Regions from separate parts of the Homo sapiens genome. Here region 2 is linked to region 1. The links are chromatin contacts, found by Hi-C or POLR2A ChIA-PET in ENCODE. All regions are on one chromosome and are shown on one strand. Each heading gives the region's core, a stretch centred on a gene start or an enhancer-like site at or near the end of the contact. The rest is flanking DNA. Distances are from core to core; before and after follow the strand shown.

Region 1 (6,671 bases), core at 1,759-4,258:
ATGTGGACCCGATGCAGCTGCCTTATGACTCAAGATGGGAGTTTCCAAGAGATGGACTAGTGCTTGGTAAGTTCCATGGGGTAACCTCCCAAGACTCCCTTTTCCCTTGCACACAACTTTACAATTTATAGGCCTTGGCAGAATAGAGATCTGAGCTTGTGCTTAGTAAGAACTAGGCAATGGAAATTTGCTTTCAGAAATACATTTCTGTCTTGACAGTAAGTTAATTGGATCATTGCAATGATTTTTTTAAATCTCTTTCCATAACAAATTATAGTTAAGGAAAATTTTACAAAGGGAGAAGAGAATATGAAGAGGGCTGGCAAAGATACCCACCAAAATTGCTTTTCTTTAGAAATGACACAAATTGAAAATGAATTTCTGTGACTAAAAATGAGCAGATGAGAAATGAATGAGGACAACCACAAAATGTATTTTGATTCAGTACATTCTGAAGATGCATTAGATACTCCTTTTTACATATTTGGAATATGGAATATAAAAATATAGGTACATTTTGAGGCAAAATATGTAAAAATAAGCAAGCCAACTTATCACAAGCATTTCAAGTATTTCAATCCTGGGCTGAGACCAAGTATATGAAGCTTTAGTCCAAGGGAGTATTTCTTTTTTAAATCACATTCCTAATGAATGAAAGCAAGACAAAGGCAAATGAAAGTAGAGGTAGAGGTTGTGTTATGATGAATGATCTAACAGTATATATGTTAAAGAATGCCAAATGCAGGTTTTAATTATCCACCGGTCTCATTGCAAAATACAGAAGAGTTTAAGTCTTCTTAGAGAGTTAGGTAAACTGAAATCAAGCAAGGCACCAGAGTGAAATCACCTTTGCAAAAATTGTAACTGAGGAAATTATGACAGTGAATGAGATATGACCTAACCAACTCCATTTTGCTTTAGCCTCCAAGTTGTCCTTGTTCCTTCCTGGGCATAGGCCGAACTAACTTTGAGAGGAACTTAGTTTATAGTTTGACTTTGAAAAAAAGACAATAATAGCCCTTTGCCAAAACAAACCCTCTTTTTCCCTGGGAACTAGACTGCCTTTGCGGGACTAACGAATTAGCTACAAGATTAGAAAGTATGGTTTAGGGGTCACTGTTGTAAAACCTGAGGTCAGTGCTTGAGATATTTTGGAGACCCTGTATTTCGATGCACCAGCTGACACCACCCAGGTCAATAAACTGGCTCATCTGATCTTGGGGCCCCTACCTAGGAACTGACTCAGTGCAAGAGGACAGCATCAGCTCCCTATAATTTCATCTTTGACCCAACCAATCAGCACTCCCCTTTTCACCCCCTACCCACCAAATCATCCTTAAAAACCCCATTCCCCCAGTTTCAGAGACACTGATTTGAGTAATAGCAGAATAGTAGAAATTCCCCCAGTTTCAGAGACACTGATTCGAGTAATAGTAGTAATAGTAGAATAGGTCTCCCGTACAGCTGGCTCTGTGTGAATTAAACCCTTTTTCTATTGCAATTCCCCTGTCTTGGTAAATCGGCTCTGTCTAGGCAGCGGACAAGGAGAATCCATGGGGCGGTTATAAGAGCTGCCCCCCAATTTCAAATATTTATATCTAAGCTTTCTTTATTTTCCTGCCTATTTCCCAACAAGGGATGAGGAGCTTAGGGAGTTAAAAAGTAGTAAAATATGGGGAAAAGGGCATAATTCCCATTATACCAAGAGGCATTGCTGGTGAAGCAATACCTTTCCAGGTACGATTTTCAGTAACACAGACGTGCAGTAAGAGGCAGTGTTGGCTGTTAGTGTCTTTTATGAGCCAAGTCTTTTCCTGGCTTGGCTATCCGTGGTGAGACTGACACCCCGGGAAATGTTTCTCTCAGGGTGAGCTCTTTCAGGGTGGGACAACAGCTTCAGTGTCTTTACGTATGTCTCCTCCCAACATGAAGCTAATTGCTGTGCTCTCGGGCATGTTTAGCTCTTGGTAGAGTGGCTTTCCTAACAAATAGGGAGCAGTGAGCCCAGCCTGAAGTTTTTATTTAGTCACTCCTTAGAATCAGTGATATTTTGAATACTGAAGTATTTCCAGTGGCTAGTAATTTACTAAGACAAAAGATGCCCCTGTTTGCATATGGAAAACAGAAGGGGAGAGAGCCAGGAGGTGTGGGTGAGAGCCCCGAAGGCAAGAGGATCCCAGGGGCTGGCCCAGCACGGAGCTGGTAGACAGCGCGCTCACACCAGGGAGGGCTGCACCCTCCTTTCTCCCGTCTGTGTTTTCTTTCCCTTGCAAGTGTTATTCGACAAAAGCAATTATGCTAATTTCCTTCCCTGTGGGCTCAATTCCTTTTTTGACACGATGACTTGGAGGAGTCATTATGATTACTCCAAACAGGAAAGACACTCGCCCAGCTGTCCGCCCGCAGAGAGCTGGCTACGGTGCAGAAAGCTGAGGAGGCGTCTGGAGTTTTTGGGTGTTAATGATTCTGCCTGCCCACAGGTCGGGTCTTGGGGTCTGGAGCGTTTGGGAAGGTGGTTGAAGGAACAGCCTATGGATTAAGCCGGTCCCAACCTGTCATGAAAGTTGCAGTGAAGATGCTAAAACGTAAGTGCTCCTTCCTGGGGATTTTTTGAGCACGGGGATTTTTTGAGCATGGGGATATTAAGGGAATTTCTCAAAATCATGCAGCTAGTAAATAAGACATTTAGGACTAGGTCCTGATTATTTTGACTCCAGGTTTTATGTGTATTTAGATTAGGTTTATTTAGATTGCTCTTGCTGCCTGTATGTTGGAAAATTAAGAGCTTGTTATTTCCAGTGACTTCTTTTTACTAGAAAGACCAGGAATTAGTTATTAGCACTGAGGCCAAGTAGCTATCTGCTTCTTTTAGACTTCTGGTAAATAGAATGATATCCAATCACAGGATTAGTCATATTCTTGGTTTTTTTCTGAGAACAGGAAGTTGGTAGCTCAGCTGGACTGATATGTGATTTATTCTTTCAACAGCCACGGCCAGATCCAGTGAAAAACAAGCTCTCATGTCTGAACTGAAGATAATGACTCACCTGGGGCCACATTTGAACATTGTAAACTTGCTGGGAGCCTGCACCAAGTCAGGTGGGCTCACTGACCTGGAGTGAGGATTTTCACTGGACACATGTGGTTGTGAAAACTGTTCAATCAGGCTTAAATCCTCCACTCTCCATCCCCACACATGGCAGGGAATAGAAGTCCCTTGAATGGAGCTGACTGGTCCCTTGAATTGATGGAAGCTCATTGGTTTTTGAGCAAAATCTGTTGCCAGTCCAGTCATAGCCATTCATGGCTCTTTATTAAAAAAAAAAAAAAAAAAAAAAAAAAAAAACTTTTTTGGTATCTTATTTTTTTCTGTGCCATATGGTCTGCAGGACAATTCATGGCTTTTCTGTTCTTCATTTTCATACCCATCTCCTAACGGCTTTTGTCCCCATAGGCCCCATTTACATCATCACAGAGTATTGCTTCTATGGAGATTTGGTCAACTATTTGCATAAGAATAGGGATAGCTTCCTGAGCCACCACCCAGAGAAGCCAAAGAAAGAGCTGGATATCTTTGGATTGAACCCTGCTGATGAAAGCACACGGAGGTGGGTGCAAAGAGAGATGTTGCTGTCTATCATTATCTTACAGGCATCACAAATGGAAAGACCCATGTCCTGATAGATATCATGTCTGCAGATTCAGTGCCCAAGGTAGCAAGACTTAGAGTCAAACCACCCTGTCCAGTCTTTCCATGGTCATGCAGAGAGATGCATGATGTCTAAAGGTGTTTTGGACTGGGGTGTCACATGGGAAGGCCTTGCTGATAGGTTTGAATGAGAGTGAGTTAGAATGACTCTGGGAGCTCTTCTGCTATTTACATGTGATCCACTTAGACCTATAAAATGCAGCTCTGGCCAGGGATGCTTGAGTTCTGGAACCTTGCAAGAACTGTCTGTGGATCTCCAAGCTCGAGGTCCTTGCTGAACCTGGACCTATAAATGACGTCAATGATAGTGATCCCTACTGCAGAAATCTACAAGTGGCTATAAAGAACTCTGTAGGTAAGAAATTCTGTAAGATCAGAAAGTACAATGAATTCACTTCATAATAAATTACTTGGTGGACACCAAATGGGTGCTAAATTGATTGGGTAGAAGGAATTGTATGCCCAAGCCACATGGCCACACGGCTCAAGTTCCAACCAAGGCTTGTGAGTTGAAAAACTGAGAAAGAATAATGACAGACTTAACGTAGTGAATTCTTCAAACTTTAAGTGTAATGGACTTACAGGTCCATGGGAGCACAGCCCCACTGTCTTAGATGTGGCTCTTCAGGATGTGCGGGCTCCTGCTAAGGATGTGCAGGGAACTGGCTCTGAAAACAAGTGAACAGTAGTCATCATGGCAGCTGACATTTGTGGAGTCCTTTGTATGTGCCAGGTGCCATGACAAATATTCCGCTAGTCTTTCCCATCTTTGTCAGTGGGATCCATTCTACGTCTTCTGAAAAGTGCTTCCTTGACCCCCAGATCAAGTCATTTTCCTTACAAGCTATTGAAACCTTTCTTCCTTCACAACACAGCTGAGTTTGAGTTGATCTGTGTATTTATTTTGTTTTTTACATTTCTTTTTTTCCCTATTTAAAAAATTTTTTTATTTCCATAGGTTTTTGGGGAACAAGTGGTATTTGGTTACATGAGTAAATTCTTCAGTGGTGATTTGTGAGATTTTGGTGCACCCATCACTGGAGCAGTATACACTGAACCCAGTTTGTAGTCTTTTATCCCTCACCTGCCTCTCAATTTTTCCCCGAGTCCCCAAGTCCATTGTGTCATTCTTATGCCTTTGCATCCTCATAGCTTAGCTCTCACTTATGAGTGAGAACGTACGATGTTTGGTTTCCATTTCTGAGTTACTTCACTTAGAATAATAGTCTCTAATCCCATCCAGGTTGCTGCAAAAGCCATTAATTCATTCCTTTTTATAGCTGAGTTACATATATATATATATATATGCACACCTACACATACATATGTATAGATACACTGCAGTTTCTTTATCCACTCCTTGATTGATGGGCATTTGGGGTTGGTTCCACATTTTTTCAATATGTGAATTGTGCTGCTATAAACATGTGTGTGCAAGTATCTTTTTAGTATGACTTCCTTTCCTCTGGTAGATACCCAGTAGTGGAATTGCTGTGATGCATGTATTTGTGCGACTATTTGATTAATGCTCATTTCCTTGACTAGATCACCTCATGTGAAAGGTATGGATTGGTTTTGCTTTTACCCAGTTAGCTCCCATGCCTACCTCAGTACCTGGCACATAATCATCATCTACTGAAAGTGGAATGACCACTTCAGAAGGGCACCCTGGGTAAGATTTCTCTTTCTGTTTTTACAGCTATGTTATTTTATCTTTTGAAAACAATGGTGACTACATGGACATGAAGCAGGCTGATACTACACAGTATGTCCCCATGCTAGAAAGGAAAGAGGTTTCTAAATATTCCGACATCCAGAGATCACTCTATGATCGTCCAGCCTCATATAAGAAGAAATCTATGTTAGGTAAAAGTGTCTATACTCACTCTGGGTGTTGGGACTTTCCAGTGGTTTAATATGATACTTAAAGTATTTAGAGGGAAGTGTATAGGGATGGTAAGTGAACCTGGCAGCCCACGTGGTCTCTAAATGCAGGTCTGCACAACCAGTTCTGTGACATGTTTCCAGGTTTGTGGCCTGTAAATTGAAAAGAATAAAAGCTGACAATGTAACAAATTTTTTAAACTTTAAATTTAATAGTTTTAAAGAATTTTCTTGGTGTGTTCCTGCAGTAAACATTTTTTAAAAAAAATAATTATTTATTCTGATATAATGAACTTCCTTTTTTATTGCTGTCTTTTTCTTTTTTAATGAAAATATGGTGATTGATTTTTTTTAATGCCCTTACTTGGCAGAATTACAAGTTGGCTGTCTTATGTTGGTTCCTCACCTTGCTTTTTTTCCCTTAAGTTTTAGAAGTCTCTGATGTCTATGAGTTCAGTAACCCTTGCTTTTACTTTTCCTAACATTCAATTTGTGATAGGAACTCTAGAGTAGATAATTTGCAGTTATATTTTCTGGACCAGTGTTTCTGTTGAATGTATTTTGAAGGTGGGTCTATCTGTTTTTCAAGTACATGAATATGTGGCAGGGTTAAATTGATTTATAAACTCCAGGGAGTCCAGCTGATGCCCAGACCAGATGGATCACTTCACATCTGCTCAGGGTGGTTCCTCCAGAGCCCTGAACTGGTCACAGACATGAAGCTGGAAGTCTGACATTGGCTTGTCCTGTGAGCTTGCCTTTTTGGGTCTGAGCCTTCCCATTAGTCAATGCAAAAAAGTGTTGAGCTGCCCTGGACATTGTTTTGGAAATTATTGATGTGCTCTGAATGTTTTCAGGTTCTTAAGTGAAAGGTACAATCCATTTAAAAAAGAATGTGTTTGTTTTGCAAAGCTCAGTACACAATATTTTCCATTTCTGCGGTTCCAAGTTCCATTCACTTCTCATTGCCAAATGGGTGAACTTCCAAGCGCTTTTAAAAGATTAGCCAGTGAGAGTTATCGGAACCAGTACTTCCTCTCCCCTCCCATATTGTTAAAAATAGTTTACATTGCTTCCC
Region 2 (6,671 bases), core at 2,181-4,680, 38 kb after region 1:
GGATATTGATCAGAATAAAAACAAAATGAGGTTCAAATGGAAGCAATAGGGTAGTGGTCTGGTTATAACTCTCAGGTATAGGTACAAAGTCATTTAGATACATATATTTATCAGAGAGATATTACCTTGGACACTCCAGCTTTCTATTTATTTCTACAGCCATAAGATCCTTATTGTATCATTTCTTACCCTCTGCTGCAGATGCTGTATATATGACTGAGTAGATTGGCTCACTGAACATCTTTTCTAAACATTGCCATTATTACTTTTTTCTAATGCAAGTGTTGGAAATCAATGTACTCAAATTCCCTTGCAGATGGAATTTTATTCTGGCCAGTAAGATGTAGGTGCAATTTCTTGGGAGGACTTCCTTAGTGCACTGAAAAAGTAAAAGCTTGAGGAAAAGGTTCTGTCTTTCTCATTTTGCTCTTCCCATTTCTTTCTGCCTGGAACTTAGAATTACTGCCTGGAGTTGCAGCAATCATCTTTTGACCATGAAGTTAAAAATTACACACTGAAAGTGGCAGTCCAGGAGACAGAAGACAGGCTTTTAAATGACATTCTTGCATAGGTGCATTAGCCCTGACCTATCTACCTCTAGATTCTTTTTTGCATGAGAAAAATACATCTTTAGGCGACTATTTTCAGTTATCCATTCTTTGTAACAAATAACATTTGTAAGCATAAGCGATACAACCTATTTGCAACAAACTAAAAAGTTGTATGGGGATATCTGTCATTTTAATTTTTAATGTATGCTTTCTTCATTGTGCTTCCAATATATCAAACTCTCTTGGTATTTCTCCTGCATTACAGGTTGTTTTTTTCTCAGTTGCTTTGCTGATCCTTTTTTTCCTGGCCTCTATTCATGTTAGAGTGCCCCAGGTCTCTAGGTTAGGTGCTGCAGACTCTCTAAGAGTCTTGTTTGTTTGTTTTTTTGGTCTCATCTAACTTCAGGGCTTCAAATACTATCTATATGCTGGCAGATCCTAAATGTATATTTGTAACCCAGGCCTCTCTCTCTCTCTCTCTCTCGCTATCTCGTTGTGTGTCCAACTGCCTACTCAACATCTTCATTTGAATGTCAAATAGTTGATCTATCTATCTATCTATCTATCTATCTATCTATCTATCTATCTATTATCTATCTGTTATCTATCTATCTATCAGCTATATATATCTGTTTTAGAGATGGGGTCTCACTACATTGCCCAGGCTGGACTCAAAGAGATCCTGTGCTCAAGAGATCATCCTACTTCAGTTTCCCAGTAGCTGGGACTGCAGGCATGCCAGGATATAAAGTAGCTGATCTCTTACCTTCAAAACAATTTCCATCACTTGAGCCCAGGAGTTTGAGACCAGCCTGGGCAATGTGGCAGAACCCTGTCTCTACTAAAAATGCAAAAAATTAGCAAGACATAGTGGCCCATGCCTGCAGTCCCAGCTACTCAGGGGACTGAGGTGGGAGAATCACCTGAGCCCAGGAAGTCGAGGCTGCAGTGAGCTGTGATCATGCCACTGCACTCCAGCCTGGGCGACTAGAGTGAGACCCTGTCTCAAAACAAAACAAAACAAACAAAAAACTTAACTTCCAAGCCAGATGCGATGACTCACACCTGTAATCCCAGCACTTTGGGAGGCTGAGGCAGGCTGACCATGAGGTTAAGAGTTTGAGACCAGCCTGACTAACATGGTGAAACCTCATCTCTACTAAATACAAATATTAACTGGGCATGATGGTGCGCACCTGTAATCCCAGCTACGCAGGAGGCTGAGGCAGGAGAATCTCTTGAATCCAGGAGGCGGAAGTTGCAGTGAGCCGAGATTGTGCCATTGCACTCCAGCCTGGGTGACAGAGCGAGACCCCATCTCAAAAAACAAACAAACAAAAAAACCAAAAAAACAAAAAACTTAACTTCTTCCTTCTCTCAAGCTTGATCCACCATCAGTGTCCATCATCTCAGTTGATGGCAACTCTAATTTTCCAGTTGCTCATGCCCCAAATCTTGGAGTCATCCTTGGCAATCCTCTTTCTCACGTTCTGTGTCTAATCTGCCAAGATTCTGGTTCTCCCTTAAGCATACCTGAAATCTATTCAGAATCTGACCGCTCTCACTCTCTCTAGTGCTGCCACCCTGGGCCATGCCATCATGACCTTTCACCTGTATGACTGCAGTAGGCTCCTCAAAAGTCTCCCCACTTTGCTGTTTTCCCTCCCACAACAGACTATTTTCAAAGCAGCAGCTAGAGGAATCCTTTTAAAATGAAGTCATGATCACTCTTCTGCTCAAAACCGTGCAATGTCTTTTCGTCTTACACTTATCAAGGCCTGTCACGATCTGGCCTTCGTCACCTCTTCAAAGTTCTCTTCCGTTCTCTTTGTTCACTTCCTTCCAACCTCACGGGCCTCATTGCAGTTTCTAGAGCACAACAAGAACACACCCCTGTCATGGCCTTTGAACTGGCTGTTCCCTTTGTATGGAATGCTCTTTCCCTAGTTATCTTTGGATAATCCTCTCACTTCCTTAAAGTATCTCCTTAATTTCATCTTTTCCAAGAGGCCGACTTTGACAGTCCTATTTAACCTTGCCATCGGCACCATCCCACCATGTCCACCTCTATGCTGCCCCCATCCCCAGCACATCCCATCCCACCTACCCTGCTCAACTTTCTCTTTCTTCCCCTACAACGTATAATCTTCTAACTTACTGTATAGTTTATTGACGTGCTTTTGGTTATTTTCTGCCTCCCCTTCTAGAATGTAAACTATGTGATGACAGAATTTGCATGTTTTGTTCACTGATACATCCCTGGTGCCTGGAACAGTGCTGGTTCAGAGTAAGTGCTCAGTAAATATTTGTTGCAGGATTGAATAAATTACCCATTCACAGAAGGATTTATGGGGGAGCTTCGGGGCAGCAGACTAACTGAGAAACCAACACTCAAATCTGGCAACTCCTGAAGCCAGATTGAATGTTGACCCCGAAGTTCCTTCCCATGTGCATCAACTCAGAATGCTTACAACATAATGACTGTGGCCGTCTCTAGTGAAAAAAGAACAACAGTCTTGAGAGTGACTGTATGGGAAGCTTTTAGTAGGGACACAGCTGAAAAGCACCCTTTGCAGTTAAATAGAGCTTTTCTTGAATCTGGAAAAACCAAACACTCCACAGAATGCACTCATTTGCCATCAGACTTATGGGAATAATTGTATCCCAGATTTAAAAAAAAACCCAGAGTTTTACTGGCAACCTGTCCAAGCCTGGAGTGAGTGAGGCTAAAGGAAGAACTAGATATAGGGAAATTTTTTACCCCAAGCACTACTGGAATTAAGTACGTGGGTGATCTTGGGTGGTGGCTACTTTCATAAAAGGTGTTTTTGTAGAACTTGTGAATTTCTCAGAAACACTGACTTGTACCTCACTGAGGCTGAGAGTTTGTTCTACTTCTGGTCTGAATAAGCAAATGTTTAGTTTCAGTTCCTCTTCAAATTCAGGACTGTCGTTAGATTTCTATGAAAGCTACTTGGCAAAGGACCCAGTCCATCCATAGAGGCCTGCTTCAGCGTGGAGTACAGCATACAATAGTGTGTATTTAGACTATGCTACAGCTGAGGGCTAGCCACTTGATAGAGCTCCTCTATGTTAATGGTGTTAGAATGGAAATTCTTTATCCTTGTAGCTGTACCATAGGGTGGGGACCAGGGACACTCAACAGAGTTGGGAGTCCATGTGCCTCCTTAAATTTTGCACCTCAGGCATCTCACATGCCTCATTCTGGTTGTGATCCTGCTGCAATCTGTTCTCACTCTGAACCACATGGAGTTAGCATTAAATGCTATGGGAAATCTAGAAATTTTCTCATGCTGAGTTCCTTTAAAGAGAGTCACCATCTTGGTTCTGATACTCTCTGACTGGTATTGGACAAGCCTTTCTTTGTTAGCAACTTGAAACTGTGGGAGGCTCTCTGTAGAATTACTGTTATGTTTTGGAATAACAAGAACAGCATTTTGCTGCTGGAAAAGGCCATTTTCCTTCTGTCTGCTTTTTTTCATGTATTGCCTTTCTTTTCTTTCTAAAACATCTTTTGTTTCATTTTTGTTCTCAAATCATTGTGTTTAGAACAACAATAATTGAGAGTCTAGCGGGAAGTTTTTATAAACTAACAATTGGGTTTAAACAAAGGCTTAATAGTCAAGTTCTGAATAGTTGGACTCCTGAAAAGTTCTAGCTAGAATGATCATAAATATAACATTTAAAAAAATACACAGGGGGAGTCCTTTTTACTAATTTTTCTCTTTTAAGTGAAGAGTTTTGTATGCATTAGGTAAGACCAACCAATCCTGTTTCTCATAGCTCTATATCTGTTGCTTGGTCAGATCACAGTGAATTTACCTGGGTTATAGGATGCCCTGCATCTGGACAGGGGTGATGCTTCATGAACATGAATTCATTGACAATATTGTGCCTGTAAGAAGCTGAGTTTGCTGGGAAAAAGGCACTAGCAGATCACATTCTTGAGAGTTAGTGATAATAATGAACATGATTATAATGTGCAAAGACTTTTATAACTTTTCTTTTTTTTTAAGAGATGGGGGCCGGGTGTGGCAGCTCACACCTGTAATCCCAGCACTTTGGGAGGCCAAGGCGGGTGGATCACTAGGACAGGAGTTTGAGGCCAGCCTGGCCACTATGGTGAAACTCCATCTCTACTAAAAATACCAAAGTTAGTCGGGCATGGTGGTGCACGCCTGTAGTCCCAGCTACTCAGGAGGCTGAGGCAGAAGAATTGCTTGAATTTGGGAGACGGAGGTTGCAGTGAGCCGAGATCATACTACTGCACTCCAGCCTGGGTGACAGAGTGAGACTCTGTCTCAAAAAAAAAAAAAAAAAGAGATGGGGGTCTCTTCATGTTGACCAGGCTGGTCTCAAACTCCTGGTCTTAAGTGATCCTTTCATTTTGGCCTTCCAAAGTGCTGAGATTACAGGCATGAGCCACCACACCCGTCCTGTTATCATATATTTTAAATAAGCCTCATGACAATCACATAAATTTTTTTTATTACTCATATATTTTAGGTGAGCAAAAGAAAATTCAAAGGTAGTAACATAGCTAGAATTACAAAGGAAGAGGTGTGATTTGTGCTCATGTCTTAATTTTTAAAGCAAATTGAGGCCGGGCATGGTGGGTCAAGCCTGTAATCCCAATGCTTTGGGAGGCTGAGGCAGGAGGATCGCTTGAGGTCAGGAGTTCCAGACCAGCCTGAGCTGGTGAGACCCCCGTGTCTACAAAAAAAAAAAAAAAAAAAAATTAGCTAGTCTTGGTGTTGGTGCACACCTGTACTTCCAGCTACTTAGAAGGTTGAGGCAAGAGGAGCGTTTGAGCCCAGGAGGTTGAGGCTGCAGTGAGCTGTGATAGCACGACTGCATTTCAGCATAGGTGACAGATTGAGACCTTGTCTATAAAAACAAGATAAATAAAAGGAATTGAGTGGTATCACACAGAAGTTAATGCCATTGAAAGATTTTTACTACATTTCCCAAGAGGAGAAGGCATGTCATGTGACACAGGGTCACATGGGGAAGCATAAGAGGTCAAGAGGCAGAAGGGGAAAGCATAGGCCACAGCCTGGACTGGGATTTCTGCAGGAAAGGCAAGGCGGGACAGGGTAAACAGTGTAGGACTGGCTAGTCTACATCCTTCTAGCAGGCTTTGGGGCATTGGGACATTCTCTAGTCACCTGGTGCCTAGCCCTTGGGTGTGTGAGTTTGATAGGGGAGGTGATTTGGGGTACGGACTGAGGACTGGTTGGAAGGTCTGTAAATGATTTTCATGCACCTGTGGAAGCTGGATTTCTGGGGAGATGTTAACAACTTTGGCCATTAGTTTGGCCCTCTGATTAATGGATGCTACATAGAAATGGATGCCAAATAGAAAACAGAACAAAGTAGCATCAGGGCAGGAGCCTTACTCCAGAGGCAAAGCTCTTTCCATGAAACCATCTAAACTCATCCAGTTCTCCTCTTCCAATCTCTCCACCCCTTACCGTACTCCACACATCCTGTTTGCAGTATCAGTTCTTGACGATCCCAGCCACTGAGTTGTTTTAGTTGGAAATCTGGCCATTTGCTAAGCCCTTCAGTTCTCATCACACATGTCTCTTCCAGTTCTCATCACACATGTCTCTTCAAGCTCTCCTTTTCTGTCTTTATGCCTCCACGCTTGCCTTGGGTCAGCGTCTCCTGACCCAAGTCAGTCTTGACGTCACAGTCTCCTAATCCATATTCTCCCCCCAGCCCAACCAAGCTGCACCCTGTTTCCAGGACGATCTTTTGTAAATAATAGGTTTGATCGTGTCACCTCCTTACTTACATCCTACCTACCTCCCTATTGCCTTAAAATTTCCCAGCAGAACACAAAGGGCCCTTCATGAGCCGACCTTTGCCTACTTCCTGGCTGTCTATCCTACAGAACTGTGGTATTGTGTCCATTGATTTACCTGAGCACAGATTTTATGAAATGTTTGGAGAACGGGGGAGACAGAGAGAGATTCTTAACCCAACTGGTTCTCTTACAGAATGAGCTTCACTGGTGTTCAGAAAATTGATGCATTGCTAGTTTCTTTTTGGCTACTGTGAACTTTTTTTTTGAAAGGTATATGAGATTCTTGT

Evidence for each region. A loop is a pair of places that touch in the nucleus more often than their neighbours do. ChIA-PET counts read pairs that join two places held with the same protein, here RNA polymerase II (POLR2A). Pooled maps may share reads with other maps.
Region 2: a pooled map shows a loop between it and region 1 (11-fold over the local background). The contact joins two enhancer-like sites. A Hi-C loop is called at or near these places in 1 of 168 maps with a recorded cell type or tissue (PC-3), 9 of 37 single-sample maps with no recorded cell type and 12 of 50 pooled maps. POLR2A ChIA-PET finds 5 or more read pairs at or near these places in 2 of 52 experiments (activated CD4-positive, alpha-beta memory T cell and activated T-cell).

The regions. Positions count from the first base shown.
Region 1 is chr4:54,274,908-54,281,578 of GRCh38, forward strand. It overlaps PDGFRA (platelet derived growth factor receptor alpha), which reads left to right. Exons shown (of 23, transcript NM_006206.6): 12 at 1-66; 13 at 2,481-2,585; 14 at 2,989-3,099; 15 at 3,455-3,608; 16 at 5,409-5,575. Among named protein-coding and RNA genes, the nearest start is that of PDGFRA, 49 kb to the left of the region's middle. RefSeq lists enhancers at 3,249-3,772, 6,186-6,671. Within about 2 kb of position 3,009, at least 2 of the 41 ENCODE cell types and tissues checked have a DNase peak (open chromatin) inside an H3K27ac peak, as active enhancers do.
Region 2 is chr4:54,312,306-54,318,976 of GRCh38, forward strand. No RefSeq gene overlaps it. Among named protein-coding and RNA genes, the nearest start is that of LINC02283, 17 kb to the right of the region's middle. Within about 2 kb of position 3,431, at least 2 of the 41 ENCODE cell types and tissues checked have a DNase peak (open chromatin) inside an H3K27ac peak, as active enhancers do.